Regions from separate parts of the Homo sapiens genome. Here region 1 is linked to region 2. The links are chromatin loops, found by intact Hi-C in ENCODE. Cell type or tissue: natural killer cell. All regions are shown on one strand. Links, peaks and the distances in the headings refer to the core of each region. The heading gives the core; the rest is flanking DNA.

The links. Hi-C counts contacts between places; a loop is a spot of excess contacts. Peaks named below come from ENCODE experiments on the same cell type or tissue, not always from the same donor. Only the 100,000 strongest peaks of a DNase experiment are listed, where the experiment ranks them.
Region 1: a loop joins it to region 2, with 3 times the contacts of the local background. A loop is called at or near these places in 3 of 110 quality-filtered maps.

The regions. Positions count from the first base shown.
Region 1 is chr9:96,017,250-96,027,543 of GRCh38, forward strand. It overlaps ERCC6L2 (ERCC excision repair 6 like 2), which reads left to right. Exons shown (of 19, transcript NM_020207.7): 19 at 1-1,198. LINC00092 (long intergenic non-protein coding RNA 92) reads right to left here and starts at 4,562. Exons shown (of 2, transcript NR_024129.2): 1 at 4,336-4,562; 2 at 2,483-4,032. LOC105376159 (a long non-coding RNA gene) reads right to left here. Exons shown (of 2, transcript NR_188619.1): 2 at 6,011-8,745. RefSeq lists a silencer at 3,742-3,791 and enhancers at 4,002-4,051, 5,484-5,984, 8,956-9,015, 9,014-9,537. In natural killer cell, for the core only: no CTCF peak of the experiment used is centred there; DNase peaks (open chromatin) are centred at 3,942, 4,621 and 5,642; H3K4me3 peaks cover 2,275 bases; H3K27ac peaks cover 4,071 bases.
Region 2 is chr9:96,145,193-96,155,600 of GRCh38, forward strand. It overlaps the pseudogene EIF4BP3. Among named protein-coding and RNA genes, the nearest start is that of HSD17B3-AS1, 96 kb to the right of the region's middle. In natural killer cell, for the core only: no CTCF peak of the experiment used is centred there; DNase peaks (open chromatin) are centred at 4,529 and 5,199; H3K27me3 peaks cover 2,419 bases.

The sequences.
Region 1 (10,294 bases), core at 1-8,000, 130 kb before region 2:
CCACTTGGTATTTGTTGCAGGAGGGAAGAACATCTCACTTTTGCTTGGCTAAAGGGCCACCCCAGGAGAGCTATTTTGCCTCAGGGTCTTGCAGGGTTTCTCTAGGAAAACAGTGCATCTGATAGTTACTCTCTGCCCCTAGGAGGAAAGACAGATTCGCCCTTCCTTCCCAAGTCCCAGGCTGTGTGGTTCCCAGCCCCAAGGGTAGCAAGTCAGAACCTCCGGAGAGGCTTTTAAGCATGCACATGTCCAGGGTCCTCATCAAGAGACTGAATCAGGGGGTCTAGGGCTCAGCACAGGCACCCTTTTTGTTTTTGCAGTTTCACAGGAATTCTGATGTGCCAGTGATTGTCAGGTTTGTCCCTGGGCAGGACCCACCTGCCTGACCTTCTGTCCCCCTGGGACACAGTATTTCCAGAGAGGTGCTTCAGTTGCCCCACCACGACTTCCAGCGCCCCCCATCTCTGTATGCAGCTGAGCTCATGATGGAGCCCACTGTGTGCTTTTTGTTGTTGTTACATTCCTATAAAAATGTCCACGCATATTTGAACATCTGTGTTCATAGTGGCATTATTCACAATGGCTACAACACGAAGAAAGCATTCCAAGTACCTATCGATGAATAAGCAAAATATTACACACACAGGAATATTATTCAGCCTTGAAAGGAAATTCGGACACGTGCTACAACATAGATGAATCTTGAGGACGGTATGCAAAGTGAAATAAATCAGACACAGAAGGACAAATACTGTATGATTCCACTTATATAAAGTACCTAGATTAGTCAGATTCATAGAGACAAAGTAGAATGGTGGTTGCTAGACGCTGGAGGGAGGGGAGAAAGGGGAGTTATTAATGGGTGTAGAGTTTCTGTTACACAGGATGCAAAGTGGCCTGAAGATGGATGGTCGTGATGGTTGCACAGCAATGTGAATTTAATGACACTGAAGTGTACACTTAAAAGTCATTAAAATGCTAAATTTTGTATGTGTTTTACAATTTTAAAAATGGAAAAAAAGTAAGACCAAAAGCAACACCTCTCCAGAATGTGTGTTATATACCAAATTTTGATGTATGTGAGATTGCTGACTATATTTTACTTATCAATTTGAAATTATATTGTTTTTATGTTGACACTCCATATAAGCCATTATTTTGAAAAAAACATTTTCCTTATTAAAAGATTGGAAAAAAATTCACACATAGCATTGTTTTTCTTTTTTTGTAAGACAGAGTCTCACTCTGTCACCTAGGTTGGAGTGCAATGGCGCAATCATAGCTCACTGCAGCCTCGACCTCCCAGGATCAAGGGATCTTCCCACCTCAGCCTCCCAAGTAGCTGGGACCACAGATGTGCACCACCCTGCCCGGCTAATTTTTGCATTTTTTTTTTTTTTTTTAGAGACAGGGTTTCGCCATGTTGCCCAGGTCTGGTCTCGAACTTCTGGACTCAAGCAATCTGCCTGCCTTTGCCTGCATTGTTTTTCTATTATATTTCATGTATTTTATTTGCTTTGCTGCAGGTTAAACTATGATGTTTATATTTATTGCCTAAGTTTCCATTAAGACCAATCTTAATTATACCAACATGATACCTTTCTGCCATGGACAGAGATAATACTCATCTGACATTCTTGGTTTTTTGCTGCTCTGTCTTGTAGATAAGAATCAAGAATGCTTCTTTCTACAGATATCTTTTTCGTTAGCTAAATAGGCCTCGCAGTCTCGTTGAAAGAAATAACTAAAACTCACTTTATGTTGTTTCAGTTTATCTGGCAGGGGGAAAAATGCGTGTGCAGCTCTGAATTTCTAATACGTCTCTAAGGAAACTCCAATGAGTTGTCTTGTCAGACTAAAATGTCTGGCAACTAAAATTATTGGCCTCCCTACATTTTTTAACTTTGAATTTTCTTAATTTTTTTGTAAAGTGGGATATGTTTCTGAACTGAAAGAAACTTCAAAAGAAGCCTCATAATAGCTAATTCATATTTTCTCTTCTTTCCTAAAACTATTATAAAAGCACTAATGGGAACAAAACAATTATTTTTCAAAATATAAATGCCAGGATGCACCATATGAGAAGCCCCCAGCCCCCTCTGCTTGCCTCCCAGCACCCGCATTGTGCTCCAGTGTTCAGCTTTCTCTTCCTCTCCGTCCACCACTCCCTGCCCTCTCTTCCCACTGCCAGTACCTAAGTGGCCTTCCTTCACCTGTGCCTGGCAAAGCCCTAGGTTCCTTCCATGTCACCCCTGACTCCTGAATCGACAGCTCCCTCTCTCAGCTTCCTGCTCACCAAGCTCAATGGAGCCTCAATGACCTGCCCACTGTTGCCTGAGGCAGCACTCTCACTGTCCCAAGACCCCATCACACCTTCACCTTGCTGGGACCTCCTAACTCCCTCAGCTTCCCCTACTCCACATTGGGGGTGTATCAGTCCATTCTCACGCTGCTATGAAGAAATACCCGAGAAATACCTGGGTTAATTTATAAAGCAGTTTAATTGGCTCACAGTTCCTTATAGCTGGGGAGGCCTCAGGAAGCTTACAATCATGGAGGCAGTTCACGTGAAGGGGGAAGAAAGGCACCTTTCTCACAGGGTGGTGAGAGAGAGGAAGGGGGACGGGGAAAGCCCTTTATAAAAGCATCAGATCGGCTGGGCACAGTGGCTCACGCGTGTAATCCCAGCACTTTGGGAGGCCGAGGCAGGCAGATCACAAGGTCAGGAGTTCCAGACCAGCCTAACCAACATGGTGAAACCCTTTCTCTACTAAAAATACACATTAGCCGGGCGTGATGGCGCGCACCTGTAATCCCAGCTACTCGGGAGGCTGAGGCAGGAGAATCTCTTGAACCCGGGAGGCAGAGGTTGCAGTGAACCAAGATCGCGCCACTGCACTCCAGCCTGAGTGACAGAGTGATACTCCGTTAAAAAAAAAAATCTTGTGAACTCACTGTCACGAGAGCAGCGTTCAGGAAACCACCTCCATGATTCAATTACCTCCACCTGGTCCCGCCCATGACACGTGGGGATTATTAAAATTCAAGGTGAGATTTGGGTGGGGAAACAGAGCCAAACCATATCAGGGGGCCAGGCCTTCAGCAGGTGGATAAGATGGGAGGAGTTCTGAAATACACACCCGGGATGCTCCAGAGGCCAAATCATAGGGCAGGTCATCCCAAGGACAGCAGTTAATTCACTGACATGCCAGCAAAGGGCAAACCGAATCGGCCCCGCGGAGCCCAGGTAGGGGCGCCGCTCACCTCCTAAAATGCCCTCAAAGACCCCTTAGGGCACAGCCATATGCTGAGACATGTTGGGGTGGACAAGCAGGTCTCAAGAAGCTTAGAATGTCCCCTAGGTGGACGCTAAGGGACAAGGCCCACCGAGGAAGGCAGCTGCAGATGATGGAATGCCCTCCCAATGGCGGGAACAAGCAAGGCTTCCGCAGCTCAAAAGGAGAAACATGCTTTGCGCTGGAGTCCTCAGAAAAGGCCACTTCCAAACTGTGGGGATGGGGAGTGGACGGGCCTAAGAGAATGGGAAGGCAGAACACCCCTTCTCCAGTCTCCCTTGGCCGTTAAAACCCCAGAGCAGCAGCAACGTGGGCTGTTTGGTGCGGAGGTTCCTGGTTTGGGTTGGCCAGGCGTAGAGTGCTTCCGACAATTCACCCACCCTCCAAGACGCGCGGGCCGGGGAGCGGGGAGAGGGCGGAGGGAACGGCGCACCGGGCCCCGTCGGACTGTTGGACCAAAAGTCCTCAGTGTCGGGGGCTCGCAGCGCCGCCGCGGCGAACCCAGCTAGGGGGCACCGCCTGCGCCGGGCACAGGGAGGCCGTTCGGCTTTCCCCCTCGCGCCCATTACTCTCAGGCGTCCCGGGGAACCCCGCGGGCCAAGTGTCGGGCTGCGTCCGGGCAGAGGCGGCTTCGCCTGGTGTCAGCGCGTTTCCGAAGGGCACCCGCGGCGGGGCCCACAACTCGAGCTGGGAGCCGCCCCAAGCAACCCGTTCCTCCGAATCAGGCTGCTTTTCTCTGTAAAGAAAAGAGAAAGCAAGCGATTAACTGATGGCTTGGCCGGCTGGAAACGGGAAAGCGAGTTCTCCAGGAGCCGCACACCTCGGGGAAGCCCAGTCCCTCCCGGGCAGGGAGCGAGGGGCGGTCCTGGGGGCTGCTTCCCGCGGGGAGAGAAGGGAGGGCGGCGCAGCCCTCTGCGGGGTCCGCCCCTCGGTTCTCCGGACCCCCGCGGCCTGGGGGACACGGGGCAAATTCTCGGATAGCGACGGGCAGGAAGGGGACCCGGGCTGGCGATGGGCCGAGTGCCTCCTTTGCTCTCACCCCCGCGCGAAGACGAGGCCAGTGGGCGGGTGGCGTGGGGCGAGGCCTCCGCAGGCCGCCGGGGGCCCAGGCACCTGGAGCCGGGAGGGTCCGCTCCCTTCCCCGCCCTGGATGGCGGCCTATGGGAAAGCAGTCTCCACTGGATCCCGCGCGCGTCGCGCCGAGGTCGTGGGAAACCGAGGGCGGGAGGGCGGGAGGGCGGAGGCGCCGGCAGGGTCGGCGGGACTGGGGCTCGGACGGAGGACAGGGGCGAGGAGGAGGCAGGAAGGACGCCGGGTACTGCGGGGCGCCTAGGGGGTTCCGAGCGCAGCGGCTGCGGGGCCGACCCGCCCAGGATGGAATCAGGGCCCCGGCGCCCCCACGCCGCTCCTCCAGGCCGAACCCCTGCGGCCCCAATCCCCCGGCCTCACGCCCACCCCGCAGGTCGGCCCTGCAGCTGCCTTCCCTTCCTCCACCTCCCTCCCGCCTCCGAAGCCGGCGCCCCCGGCCAAGTGGCCGCTCTCAACCTGTTACCAAGTCCTAGAGAGAATTTCTCCAAAATATTTCCTGGATCCCCCTGCCAAGGGCCCTGTCCCGCCCTTCCAGCTCCCAACTGGATGCCTGCAGACCTCTCCCCGGGTTCCGAGGCTCTGGCCTCCTCCCTCCCTAATCCATTTTCCACACCGCTTCCCCGGGAGCCCGTTAAAATACACCGGGACCGCGGCGGGTGCAAGCCTCCTGTATCTCCACATAGCAGGCTAAGGGGAATTGGGTAGGGAATAAAGGCTGCAGGGGACATCGGCTGGCAGGTATGAAGCCCGTATTGTGTGTCGTTTGTTAAACACTTCCAGTGGATTTTCTCGTTTAATCTGCCCAACAACGCTTCTGGGCCGGTATTCGTATTGTTTTATAGAGGGAGAAACTGAGGCACAGAGGGGCACTCGGCTTGTAAGCAACGGAGTAATTCAGAGCCCGTCAGCCCCACGCCGAGTTTATTCACCCTGGCAGGGGCTTCCGCGGGAGCCATGACCCTTCCTAACTGGGGTGGAAGGACCCGCAGCGCCAGCCGGGTCCGGGCCAGACGGCAGCGAGTGTCTGTTAATAGGGATGCTGAATGGGTCAGGCAGTGGGGCACAGGTTCAGTGTGATCTGGAATGCCTGCGAGGCCCCCTTGCTCATCCACCTGCCTTTAATGGATGGGTGGTCTGAGTTTCTGGAGATGGGCAAGATGGAGCAGTCTCCACACTTGGCTCTTCAGCCCCGGCGCCCCCCACAGCCGCCTCTGCTTTCCTGGAGATACCGCAGGCTCCTAACCTCAGGCCGGCTTGTGCTGCTCCACCCTCTCCCTCCCCCACAGACACAGGCCACTTAGCGCGCTCTCCCGTCCCTCACCCCTGCCAACAGCAGCCACTTCTGGCCACTTCCTTTACATGTGAATGAGTCCAGGTCTGGGCTGCCTTTGTCCGGGGAGGCCGGTGGGATTTCCATCAATAATTGTTGGTTGGTGAGTCAGGGGTCAGCAGTGGTCTCCTTTCCAGGACCCAGAAATGACACCACAAGGGTAACTGGCCACTATTTCCTGCCTAGGAACTAGCAGCATCCCACCCCCACCACTCCATGGCCTAGATAAGACAGGCCAAGACCCCAGAGACAACAGGACTCTGGAACAGGGAAGGGATTTATGATTAGCATAGGCTCTAGTTAAATTCCTTTTTTTATTTCTGTGCATTGACCTATTATGTAATATGCTTTTTTCTTCCTGGAATACAGATCCTACCAGTGGTTTTATTCCTTTTTTATATAATGTTTAATTCATCTGTCTCTGTAAATCCATCACATGAAATTGAAAGGGTCTCAAAGAGCAGACTGTTTCCCCCCTAACTCTTCCACTATTCAACCCAGGGGCAAGCACTGTCATCCCTCACTGCTACCAGCTTCTGGTCAGTCTTTCTGGCCACACGTATGTAGACATGCTTCATTCTTTTAACTGTGTTTTTGATGTTTTCTATATTAACACCAAAAAAAAGTACACTAAGAAATCAGTGCTATTTCCGAATGGAGCCCGGAGTTTCTCAGCACTGCGCTCCTCCAGTGCCAGAAGCACCCTACTTCTCTTCCTCAGTTGCTTCATCAATCACATGGGGCTGGGGCAGTGAGGAGGATGTATTTGCCTCACATAGAGACTTAAAGGTTTTCCTGATCTCCTCTGGGTACAGAACAAGAAATTAAGGATGATCTGAAATATACAGGGCTTGGATAAGACTTGAAACAATTGTGATGATAGGAATTGCTGGGTTCTGGAACCGAGGATTGCAGTAACCAGGGGCTCAGAAAGCTGAGATATCCCTCCAGTGAAAGGGGACCCGGGAGCATAACTGAACAAAAGTCATTTCTCTTCCTCATGATGGGTATTTCTCTTTTTCTGGTGAGAAGTGTCAGTATCAGCATTTATCTGCTGGAGACTGTTTAAATGTTAGGTGTACTTAGCAACGTTGCATCTATTTTTCTTAAACACGAATCACTTTCCAGAAGGGAACCGAAATGACCACCTCTAAAAGTTGCTACTAACTATTGCTCCAGAAACCAAAGTGATGCCACTCACATGGCTGGCCATAGTCTAATTTCTTCACAAACAGAGGCAGAGCAGCTTGCACCACGTAACCCCAAAGCTTTTCTGTAACTGATCAGAAGTTCCTTTCTCCACCCTTTAGCAGAGGTGCTGGTGACCAGGGAAGAGGAGAAGGTAAAGAGCAGAGTGAATGAAGGGAAGTAGGGGACATAGATTCTTTAAAGTCTGGGTAATCAATCCCAATGTATTCAAGAGAGACCTCAACTTGCTTTCCTAGATGGGACGTGGTGGCCCACGGCATCCATAGCAAACCACTCTCTTCTTGGATAGTTGGCTCCCAGACTTGAAGGCTGTGCTCCTTGCTGTCCTCGGACCTCTCCAGCGGTCTCTTTCTAGTTTCCTTGGTGGGCTCCGCCTCCTCCTCCTCACCTTGTCCCTTGGATTTCCCAGGGAGCTATCCCCAATCTAGGGTTAGTCTCATGCACCCACCATATTCTAGGGGCCCCTCCACTCACTCTCATGCTTTTAATGAATTCATTTATGGGTGATCAGGAATCTTCACCATAGCCCAATCACCCTTCTGAGTTTCAGGTGCACACCCTGTTGCTTTGGTGTGACTGCTTCCCGTTGGGTTATCCTTGGGCACCTCACACTCATTGTGTCCAAAGCAGAATTCTTCATCCTCAACTCTGCACTCATCCTATATTTGAGACTCCTAACTCAGTTAATCGCATTGCTTCAGTCATTGACCTCATAACCCAAATCTCAGCACCATCTTTTTTTATTTGGTTGGATGCTTCCATTCCTCTCAGCCACTGTATTCACTCAGTAACCAAGACTTCCAGAGTTGACCTCATAAATATTTCCTTAACTCTGATGCCTTCTTTCCAGTTTCCTACCAGTGTCCTAGTTCCTGAACCACTGGAATAGCTTCAAGTCTTTCACTTCTTAGGTCTTCTAGAGAAATTTGTCATATCTAGTAGAACTCTTTTGTTGAAAATGACGCAGACTGGTTTAAGCAAAAAAGCAAAATCATGGATGTCAGGCTGGTTTCAGGTGTGGCGTGGTGTCGAAGCTCAAGGGACACCACCCACACCCTGTGTCACCAGCTCACCACTCAGGTCTGCTCTCTGTCACTCTGGTGGGCTTCATTCTCAGGCTGCATCATGGGAGTGCAGTAGCAGCAGAAGGTCCAGCTCGCCTGGTGCTTCCAGTGTCAAGTTCTATAGGAAGGAGGCAGGCCTGAGGCCAGATGGCAGCGAGTTTCTGTTAACAGTGACACTGAGTGGGTCAGGCGGTGGGGCTCAGGTTCAGTGTGATCCGGAATGCCTCCGAGGCCCCCTTGCTCATCCACCTGCCTTTAGTAGATGGGTGGTCTGAGTTTCTGGAGATGACTAGGAGTAGCAGGAAGGGACACTGAGCTACACAACACATCCAAAGCCCACCACACATCAGACCCAAGGATTCCCCTGCATAAAATTCCCCAAGGCAAATTTTGCCCATTGAAGTTTTGTCAAGATGATTTGATTCTTCTGTTGAAATGCAGTATTAATCATTGTTGAACTTTTTCATTTTGTTTGCATTGATATTTCCACCAGTAATCTTCAATAAGAATAGAATTTTAGAACTGATCATTTGGGTCTACTCTTCAACTTGCAAGGAACTGTGCGCGGTGTTAAGACCATGCCTCTGAGATCACTGGAGAGACAGATGGAGAAGTGGAGGATTTGTATTTAGAGTCTAGTCAGGGAAACACACCTCCCCCCTCAGATAGAGAGAATCTCCTGTTGTTGGTCGATATTGGAGGATTGAGTGGCAAGCCAAGATTCAGATATGGTGACTGATAGAAGCAGTGAAGGTCTCTAAAGAGCAAAGAGAAGTCATGAGGGTTCTGAGAACCGAGGTCCTGGAAGCTGGAGAAGGGGCCCTGGGGAGTGGAACCGGACCTCTGCACTTGCCTGGCCCTGGGGCCTCCCAGAGAGCTGGACTCAAATCTCCGAGATGGACCAGCCGGCCCGGGCGGGATGTGGGCAGGCAGGTCCTGGGAGTGCATGAAGCAAGCTAGAAAACTGGGCATGACCGCGCCACCGTTGGGAGTCCGGGGGGTTATTGGGGCTCTGCTGACGGGAACAGGCTCCTGTCCTGCGATCTGCGGCCACCACGCCGCCCTCTGGGGCCCCCTGTTGGCAGAACCTGGCGGGAGCTCGCTGGCCCGCAGAAGGCTCAGGGCCTGGTAGCCAGGGCGCGGATCCCAGGAGGTGGATTCGGAACTCAGTGAGCCCCGGAGCGCCGCAGTGGGGCGGGGGTGGGGGAAGCGCGGGGAAGCGCGGAGTCTCTGGGTCAGCTGGTCCCCACTGCCAACGCCCACAGGCCAGGCGGCTTCCGCAGCATCTGCTCCACACCCCATGCGGAGCAGGGGCTTGTTGTTTCTGCACACGCCCACCGCATACACACCGCACCACACACACAAACACACTACACACACCACACTATACACACCACACACACAAACACACCACACACAAACACACCACACACAGCACACCACACACACCACACTACACACAAACGCCACACACACCCCACACACCAAACACACCACACCACACACACAGCCCACACACACTACAAACACACCACACACAAACACCACACACACCCCACACACATACCACAACACACACCAAACTCACCACACGCACCAAACACGCCCCACACCACACAAACACACCACACAGACCCCACACACCACACATACCACAACACACACTACACCAAACACACCACACGCACACACCCCACACATACAACACACTACACCAAACACACCACACCGCACAAACACACCACACACACACCACACTACACACACACACTACACACACCACATACCCCACACACATACCCACCACCCCACACACTACACACACCACACACACCACATACCCCACACACATACCCACCACCCCACACACTACACACACCACACACACCACACACAACACACTACACACACCCCACATGCACCACACCACACACACACACACCACACACCACACATCACACCACAGCCACACCACACCCCCGCCTCCAACACCCACCTCTTGCGCCCCCCTCCCGCCTCCTGTGTGGTGTGTGCTCTAGTTCCCGGCAAAGCAGGTGGGAGACGGAGTGACCGGCAGGACAGGCTGCCTGGGGAACCGGGAAGGCTGAAGTGGACACAGGAGGAGCTGGCAGGGAGAGCCCAGGCCCCGCGGGCTGCGGGAAAGGAGAGGGCAGCGACTGGGCGAGGGAGGAAAGACCCTGGCCGGGGCAGCCCGGCGCGGGAGAGGCTGCGTGTGCCCGGCTCAGTCACCCGCCCTGGGAGAAGGCGGCCCGGTTGGAAAGTTGAGGCGGAACCGAAGGCCCCCG
Region 2 (10,408 bases), core at 1,162-9,161:
GAGGATACGCTAACATTGTTTTACAGCCTACTGTTATGTGGTCTTAATATTAGATGTGACCAATAATTGTGAGATCCCATAGATTCTCATCATATCTAATCAGTGTCACAACAGTGGTATGAACAAGGCAAGACCTGTCATTTAACTTGATAATTAATACCTGATTATTCACTTTCAGGTCCAGGTAAGCATTCTGAATAGAACATTGAATAAATCTCCTTTTGTGTTTTGTTTGTTTTGTTTTGTTTTGTTTTTGCTTTTTTTGAGACAGGGTCTCACACTGTCACCCAGGCTGGAGTGCAGTGGCATGATCACAGCTCACTGCAGCCTCAACTTCTGGGCTCAAGCCATCCTCGCACCTCAGCCTCCCAAGCAGCTGGGACTACAGGTGTGGTTAATTTTTTATTTTTGTGGAGATGGGGTCTCACTATGTTGCCCAGGCTGATCTTGAACTCCTGGACTCAAATGATCCTCCTGCCTCAGCCTCCCGAGTGCTGGGCTTTTAGGCATGAGCCACCACACCCAGCCTCCTTGTGTGTTTTAATATTAAATTCTTCAGCCAGTTGATAAATAAATAAATTATTACCAATAAGAGTAGTTACATGCAGAAATAAATATAGTTTGTGAAAACCATTCATCTCACATAAAAATTATTAACAACTTTCCAATCATTAAGTAGGGAAATACGTCACTAATACAAATATTAAGAAAGAGTGTTAGCTAAGTAACTTTAGAAAGAACTCTGTTTCCTTTTAATGCCAATAATCATTTATAAAAATTTCGGGCTTTTTGCGTTCTCTTTCCCTCTCCCAACACGGCGGCCTCAGCAAAAAAGAAGAAGAAGAAGGGGAAGACTATCTCCCTAACAGACTTTCTGGCTGAGGATGGGGGTACTGGTGGAGGAAGGACCTATGTTTCCAAACCAGTCAGCTGAGCTGATGAAACGGATGACCTGGAAGGAGATGTTTCGACAACTTGGCACAGTAACGATGACGATGTGTATAGGGCGTCTCCAATTGACCGTTCCATCCTTCCCACTGCTCCACGGGCTGCTCGGGAACCCAATATCGACCGGAGCCATCTTCCCAAATCGCCACCCTACACTGCTTTTCTAGGAAACCTACCCTATGATGTTACAGAAGAGTCAATTAAGGAATTCTTTCGAGGATTAAATATCAGTGCAGTGCGTTTACCATGTGAACCCAGCAATCCAGTGAGGTTGAAAGGTTTTGGTTATGCTGAATTTGAGGACCTGGATTCCCTGCTTAGTGCCCTGAGTCTCAAGGAAGAGTCTCTAGGTAACAGGAGAATTCGAGTGGACGTTGCTGATCAAGCACAGGATAAAGACAGGGATGATTGTTCTTTTGGCCGTGATAGAAATCGGGATTCTGACAAAACAGGTACAGACTGGAGGGCTCGTCCTGCTACAGACAGCTTTGATGACTACCCACCTAGAAGAGGTGATGATAGCTTTGGAGACAAGTATCGAGATCGTTATGATTCAGACCGGTATCGGGATGGGTATCGGGATGGGTATCGGGATGGCCAACGCCGGGATATGGATCCATATGGTGGCCGGGATCGCTATGATGACCGAGGCAGCAGAGACTATGATAGAGGCTATGATTCCCGGATAGGCAGTGGCAGAAGAGCATTTGGCAGTGGGTATCGCAGGGATGATGTCTCAGAGGAGGCGGGGACCACTATGAAGACCGATATGACAGACGGGATGATCGGTCTTGGAGCTCCAGAGATGATTACTCTCTGGATGATTATAGGCGTGATGGTAGAGGTCCCCCCCAAAGACCCAAACTGAATCTAAACCCTCGGAGTACTCCTAAGGAAGATGATTCCTCTGCTAGTACCTCCCAGTCCACTCGAGCTGCTTCTATCTTTGGAGGGGCAAAGCCCGTTGACACAGCTGCTAGAGAAAGAGAAGTAGAAGAACGGCTACAGAAGGAACAAGAGAAGTTGCAGCATCAGCTGGATGAGCCAAAACTAGAACGACGGCCTCCGGAGAGACACCCAAGCTGGCGAAGTGAAGAAACTCAGGAACGGGAACGGTCGAGGACAGGAAGTGAGTCATCACAGACTGGGACCTCCACCACATCTGGCAGAAGTAAGTCAGCCCAGGATGCACGAAGGAGAGAGAATGAGAAGTCTCTAGAAAATGAAACACTCAATAAGGAGGAAGATTGCCACTCTCCAACTTCTAAACCTCCCAAACCTGATCAGCCCCTAAAGGTAATGCCAGCCCCTCCACCAAAGGAGAATGCTTGGGTGAAGCGAAGTTCTAACCCTCCTGCTCGATCTCAGAGCTCAGACACAGAGCAGCAATCCCCTACAAGTGGTGAGGGAAAAGTAGCTCCAGCTCAACCATCTGAGGAAGGACCAGCAAGGAAAGATGAAAACAAAGTAGATGGGATGAATGTCCCAAAAGGCCAAACTGGGAACTCTAGCCGTGGTCCAGGAGATGGAGGGAACAAAGACCACTGGAAGGAGTCAGATAGGAAAGATGGCAAAAAGGATCAAGACTCCAGATCTGCACCTGAGCCAAAGAAACCTGAGGAAAATCCAGCTTCCAAGTTCAGTTCTGCAAGCAAGTATGCTGCTCTCTCTGTTGATGGTGAAGATGAAAATGAGGGAGAAGATTATGCCGAATAGACCTCTACATCCTGTGCTTTTCTCCTAGTTTCTCTCCACCCTGGAACATTCGAGAGCAAATCAAAACCTCTATCCAGACAAGACAAAATAAAATTCACCATCTCCTGAAAAAAAAAAAATTTCAGTAATACGGAGGAAAATAATCACTAGATTATACTATAATTCTAATATTTGATGAATTATTTGAATGGGTGCATTGATAATATTAACTTAAACAAACTTTAAGATCTACATTTAATTTTCAGTTCCTTAATTTCACATAGGCCATTAGTCTTTCAAGAAAATATTCTGCTTAGATCAAGCTTTTCCAACCCACAGCCAGCAGGTTGCATGTGGCCCAGGACGGCTTTGAAAGTGGTGCAACACAAATTCGTAAACTTTCTTAAAACATTATGAGATTTGTTTACGATTTTTTAAGCTCATCAGCTATCATTAGTGTTAGAGTATTTTATATGTGGCCCAAGACAATTCTCCTTCCAATGTGGCCCAAGGAAGACAAAAGATTGGACACCCCTGATTTAGATATTCTTATCTATAAATGGCAAGCAGCATATCATCTTTGTCACCTCAAAATTTCATAAGGAGGAAAATAAGTCCAAAATAATCGCAACAGATACCTGGAAAATTATGATTGATCCAGTTATAACAAAGGGTATAAAAGGATGAAGAGGTACTCAGGAAAAACGTGGCACCCACAATGTACATTTTCACTAGCCAAATTCAAAACAATAGAATTCACATGAATTCTTTCAAAACACATTTCAGTTCTGTGGAAACCAAATGTTTGAACAAAAAGCTTCTCAAAATGTTACCCACTGACAACTGTATTCAGTGGATGAAGACAAAGAACTTTTGTAATTTACTCAAGTGATCAGGTACAAAGTTCTTTCCAGAAACCATGTTATCGAAATGCTTTCTTCCTGCATGACATGCTGCTGCATGCACAAAGTTTAATGGTGTTATTAAATGTGCTGCTTTTGTATTCTTTCCATCAGTTTGACAGCCTGGTGGATTAATGGTGAGGCTGAGTGCGCTCATCTTTATTTTGCTGCCAAGAGGCTTTGGTTCTTCCCAGTAAAAGGAATCTTATTGGAGAAATATTTATGAAATGAAAAGTCCATCAAGTAAAGTGTTGGGCAATTGTCTCCAGCAATGGAACAAACATGGTGATGGCTACAAGTGACTTGGGAATCACAAGCGTCCTATGATTTGTTCACACTCTTCAGCTGTGTGTTGAGAAAGCAATAATGGCACAGAATTGCTGCCTGTAATCTCCAGCAAGTGGGCTGCTTTCATCATTCTTTTTTATCCAAAGATAAACTACATGACATAGAAAAGATTTTGGAACCGGCTTATCATGTAATTTTACAAAATGTTCCAATAAACTGGAACAGTAGCTATTCCGTGTTCAAAGGCTGCTTGAAGAACAAAAAAAGTCTTAAAATTGTACCATGTGGGAAGCAATGCCAATTTGGCATAAGATTGCTTGCAGAGAACGCAGCTCATTTGCTGGAATGTGCTGAAGAAGTGACCTACTCCATGGACTTTGGGAGGCAAGCACTTATTTTCTTCTTCAGCCTGCTTTAGACCCTCCTATTTTCCTAGCCGGAAAGGTGCTGGGATTAACTTGCTTGCAAGGAGCGCTGAGGAGCATGGACATTTAGAGACACAGTGTTAGCTTAAAAGCCTATTCCAGTGCTCCACTGTTAATTTTTAGATCCAACACTTGAGGACAATTTTTCCCTCAAATGCATGCAAATTATTGGAAATGAAGATGACTGAGGAAAGGCAGCAATCTGAAGACTGCTGCTGAAGCGTCCAGAAGGCTCCTCGAGCAGAGCACGCAGCTTCTGTTTCCGGGGCTGCTGCATTTCCTGCAACCCCATCTTCAAGTCCAGGTGGTAGGGAAAGGAGAACACTTGATGTTAGCAATTGCAATAGTCCCCCGTTATCTGCGGGAACAATCCAAGACCCCCTATGGATGCCTGAAACTGCAGATAGTATGGACCCTACATATACAACACAGGTTGTCAGACAGCACGGGTGGTTCACGTTCCCACTTGAAAACGTTTGAAGTGTGAAACCATTTGTTTCTCCCCAGTGGGACCCTTCCTGACGCCAGGACAGACTTGGCCTCTTGGGTTAGTGTCCCTGTGATACCGATCCTTCTGCAGGGATGTTTGTCTAGCCCTCACCAGACCCTTGCAGTAATACCTAGACTCTTTTAACGAAACCAGGACCAAGAATACAGTGTTCAAGGGGTGAGAACTCAGGTATACAGACGAACAACTGTACTACATTTTTCCTTGTACATAAATACCTATGAAAAAGCTTAACTTATGAATTAAGGCTAAGACACTAAGAGATTAACAACAATACCTAATAATAAAATAGAACAATGATAAAAGTATCTGTAATAAAAGTTATGTAAATGTGGTCTCTCTCTCTCTCCCAAAGTATCTTATTGTACTGTACTCACCGATTTTCAGACCACAGTTGACTGTGGGTAACTGAAACGGCTGAAAGCAAAACCACAGCTAGGGAGACTACTGTGTCTATGTTTAGAGCAGCGTTTCTCTACTGTGGTTGGCACTATTGACATTTTGGACTAGGTGGTTCTTTGTTGTAAGGGGCTGAGTGTCCTGTGCATCATAAAAAGCTAGCAGCACCCTTGACCTCAACCCAGTAGATGTTGGTCCCAACACTCCCCCAATTTCCAGACATTGCCTAATGTCACCTGGGGGGGCAGAATCACCCCTAGAACCACTGGCTTAAAGGAAGGAAAGCTGACTCACATGCTACATTTACTTCTTACACGGTAACCCACCGTGGCACCCGTCCCATTGATCTGCTTCAGGCACCAGCATCTTCTGCGGAATCTGGTGCTGACTAAGCTAGCTACCAAAGCATATTGTACGGCCCCACTGGTTTCTTGGAAATGGACTTTTGTTTCCACTGCAGATCTGAAAACAGTGACCACAGGAGCACCCTGCCCGGTGACGGTGCTGAGAGGTCACTGTTATCACACTATAAATATTAAGCTTTAAAATGTCACTGCTGGGTACAAACCTCTGGTCTGATAGAGGAAATAAGACCTGCTGTTTGATAGATCAGTAGGGTGACTACAGTCCACAATAATCTAGATACATTTCCATATAGCTAGAAGAGACTAATTCAAATGTTTCTGGCATCAAGGAAAAATACATATTTAAGGCATGGATATTCCAAGTACACTGATTCGATCTGTATGAATTACACAAATATATAAAATTACCACTTGTATCCCTAAAATATGCATGTCTTATGCATCAATTTAAAAACAAAAAATCAGATACAATTTTAACTACTAAAGTTCTTAAATGAAAACTGAAACATGATTTAAATTCTTAAATAAGGCCAGGTGCAGTGGCTCAAGGCTGTAATCCCTACCCTTTGGGAGGCCCAGGGTGGATCACTAGGTCAGGAGTTCGAGACCAGGCTGGCCAACATGGTGAAATCCCATTTCTACTAAAATACAAAAATTAGCTGGACATGGTGGTGCACGCCTGTAATCCCAGCTACTCTTGAGGCTGAGGCAGGAGACTCGCTTGAACCAGGGAGGCGGGGGCTGCAGTGAGCCAAGATCATGCCACTGCACTCCAGCCTAGGCAACAGGGCAACACTCTGTCTAAAAAAACAAAACAAAACAAAACAAAAAAATTCTTAAATGAAATTTCAGATGTATCCATGAAACCCAGAAGTTCTAAGCTGGCAATATTTGTCTTTGGTCAAATATCAGTTTACACACTTGTACATTCGACATTGGGTCACACTGTGTATTTTGAGCACACGTCTGAGAAGAATATTTATTCCCAAAGCATGGTCAGAGCACAGCAGGCACTCCAGTAGGGTGCTCAGTGGTATTTGCTGAACAAATGATTCCATCAGCCAATCCTATATTGCTGAGCATTTAAGTTGTTTGCAATCTTTGGTCTTATACAGTATCTTGCAATGAGCTTTCTTAATTAGAAAGCAACCCTATTTAATAATCCCCTTGAAAAATGTTTTAAGTGGTAGAATTATGGCATCAAAAGGTCTGAACGTTTTTGTGGTTTTTTATACCTATTATTGTGTCTTCCAGAAAATCCTAGTTATATAATCAGCAATGAATTAATGTTTTTCCCCACACTCTTGTCAGACCCTGGGTATTTTTTCAAAGGTCTCTGCCAATGTCATAGGGAAACACTGTATCTTCTTTTTATCATTTTGCATTTCTTTGGTTTGTGAATAAATAACAAAAATTGCACAGGGTCATAATGACCATTCATCACTAATTCTTCAGTTGAGCCCCTGGTGAAGTAATTGGGCTGCAGGTAAGAGGCACGAGGTATGAACCATACCGAACTTTAAAGTTTAGAGTGACACTTGGCACGGTGAGACCCTCACACTATAAGGGATGGGAACTGAGATTCTCAGGAGCTTTAAAGTTTAGAGCCACACCGCCGGGCGCGGTGGCTCATGCCTGTAATCCCAGCATTTTGGGAGGCCGAGGCAGGCAAATCACGAGATCAGGAGATCGAGACCATCCTGGCCAACATGGTGAAACTCCGTCTCTACTAAAATACGAAAAATTAGCCAGGCGTGGTGGCTTGCGCCTATAGTCCCAGCTACTCGCTTGAACCTGGAGGCGGAGGTTGCAGTGAGCCAAGATGGTGTCATTGCACTCCAGCCTGGTGACAGAGCAAGACTCTGTCTCAAAAACAAAACAAAACAAACAAAACTTTAGAATCACACTTGGCATGGTGAAACTCTCACACTATGAGGGGTGGGAATTGAGATTCTCAGGGGCTTTAAAGTTTAGAATAACACTTGGCATGGTGAGACTCTCACACTATGAGTGGGAGGGAACTGAGATTCTCAGGAGCTTTGAAGTTTAGAAGCACACCTGGAATGGTGAGACCCTCACACTATGAGGGGGTGGGAACCAAGATTCTTTGGGGAACAGCAGCTGCTCAGTCCCCACATACAAGTTTGTTGAGTGCAAGATGAATAAACACAGAGACTTTCAAGTTGCCTTGATTGAACGGGACAGGTAAACACGTGGGAACTGCCCACGTTTTTGACTTTGTCTCTTCCCTAGCTCTTCCCTTGCCCACTATGGAGAGTCAAATTTGCAAGCTGTGACCATACCCCTGATGTGACTGATCTGTGACACTCACAGAGCTGCCGCTGGGGGTCATGGATACCATGCTTCTCCATTTGTTCTTTGACACAGTCTTGCCGGGTAGGCAACAACTCTGTGCCGCACAGGCCCGAGGTCCAAGGCTAGAGAGTGGCAGCACTGGAATCCACATCCCGCTCTGCCTGATGCTAAACTTCCACTCTCTTATTTCCCATGCCACGTGGTGTGCTCATATCGAGGCTCAGTGCCTGGCTATTCCTGTGGCCTTTCACCTACCTTGGCCATAATGAAAAGCCCATGCTTCTCTCCAACCTGGGTTCCAAAACAGCTGCTGAAACTAATTAATTTTTTTTTTTTTGAGACGGAGTCTCACTCTGTCTCCCAGGCTGGAGTGCAGTGGCACCATCTTGACTCACTGCAACCTCCACCCCCTGGGTTCAAGTGATTCTCCTGCCTCAGCCTCCCAAGTAGCTGGGATTACAGGCGCCTACCACCGCACCCTGTTACTTTTTGTATTTTTAGTAGAGAAGGGGTTTCACCGTCTTTGCCAGGCTGGTCTTGAACTCCTGACCTCATGATCCACCTGCCTCGGCCTCCCAAAGTGCTGAGATTACAGGCCTGAGCCACCGCACCCGGCCTAATTAATTATTTTTATAACTGTCACAGAACACCTGATTTTCCCCCCTCCTCCCCACTGTTGTAGGGCAGAGAAGAACAGGTGGGGTGGTCAGGGAATAAAGGAGGAATTCGAATTCTTAGTCCGAGGAATCACAGCACATTTTTTTTTTTTTTTTTTTGTGACAGGGTCTCGCTCTGTCACCCAGGCTGGCGTGCAGTGGCGCGATTTCGGCTCACTGCAAGCTCCGCCTCCTGGGTTCATGCCATTCTCCTGCCCCAGCCTCCCGAGTAGCTGGGACTACAGGTGCCCGCCACCATGCCCAGCTAATTTTTTGTATTTTTTTTAGTAGAGACGGGTTTCACCGTGTTAGCCAGGAGGGTCTCGATCTCCTGACCTCGTGATCCACCGCCTTGGCCTCCCAAAGGGCTGGGATTACAGGCGTGAGCCACTGCGCCCGGCCCTCACAGCGCATTTCCAAGGCAAACACTCAAGCTGCTGGTTCTCAGGCTCTCCTTTGGCTTTAGCTTTGCCGTGTCTCCCTTACCAAGGTTCCCAGCCACCACCAAGGGAGGTGCCACAGCCACGTGTCGTGGCAGAGCCTGGCCCAAGCTATATGTTCCTGTTCCCACTTGAAAACGTTTGAAAGCGTGAAACCATTTCTTCTTGCCCGGTGGGACTCTTCCTGACTCCAGAACAGACTCGGCCCCTTGGGTTAGTGTCCCTGTGATGTCGATCCTTCTGTGGGGATCTTTGGCATGCACCAGAACCTTGCAATTCGAGTCACTGTCATTGAAAAGCTCTGGTCTACAGACTGAAGGACAGCCTGCCTCACCAGCTCTACACGAGAATTCCCATCTTCCAGGGATAAGAAAGTGAGCAGGCCTTGTCCAATCTCCAGTGAGTAATACAACAAGACAGAGATTAACTTTATATACTAATTTCTTAGGTTAGATAGAGAGGAAAAGGACACTCCACACCTGATGACCTGCATTCTAATGCCAGAAAAGGCACTTTTAATCAGATGACCTCAGAAAATGTCCTTAACATTCCAGGACAGTTATTCTTGTGAGGATGACCTAGAATAGATGTGTCCGGGCCCATGAAAATTATGAAACCTCGGCTGCGCGCAGTGGGTCACACCTGCGATCACAGCACTTTGGGAGGCCGAGGCAGGTGGATCACGAGGTCAAGAAATCGAGACCATCCTGGCCAACATGGTGAAACCATGCCTCTACTAAAAAATACAAAAATTAGCTGGGTGTGGTGGCACACACCTGTAGTCCCAGCTACTCAGGAGGCTGAGGCAGGAACATCGCTCAAACCCAGGTGTCTGAGGTAGCAGTGAGCCGAGATCACGCCACTGTACTCCAGCCTGGCGACAGAGGGAGACTCCGTCTCAAAAAAAAAAAGAAAGAAAGAAAGAAAGAAAGAAAGAAAGAAAGAAAGAAAGAAAGAAAGAAAAGCAAAAGAAAAAAATTTTTTTTTTGAGACGGAGTCTCGCTCTGTCACCCAGGCTAGAGTGCAGTGGCACGATCTCGGCTCACTGCAAGCTCCGCCTCCCGGGTTCACGCCATTCTCCTGCCTCAGCCTCCCGAATAGCTGGGACTACAGGCGCCTGCCACCGTGCCTGGCTAATTTTTTTTTGTATTTTTAGTAGTGACGGGGTTTCACCGTGTTAGCCAGGATGGTCTCAATCTCCTGACCTCGTGATCCGACCGCCTCGGCCTCCCAAAGTGCTGGGATTACAGGCTTGAGCCACCGCGCCCGGCTAAGAAAAAGAAAATTCTGAAACCTCATTCAAGTGCAAGTTATGGACAGGCTCAATGGCTCACCCCTAAGATCACAGCACTTTAGGGGGCCAAGCAAGGCAGGAGGATTCCTTGAGAGCCCAGAAGTTCAAGACAAACCTGGGGAACATAGAGAGGCCCCATCTTTACAAAAATTTAAGAATAAAAAATTAGCCA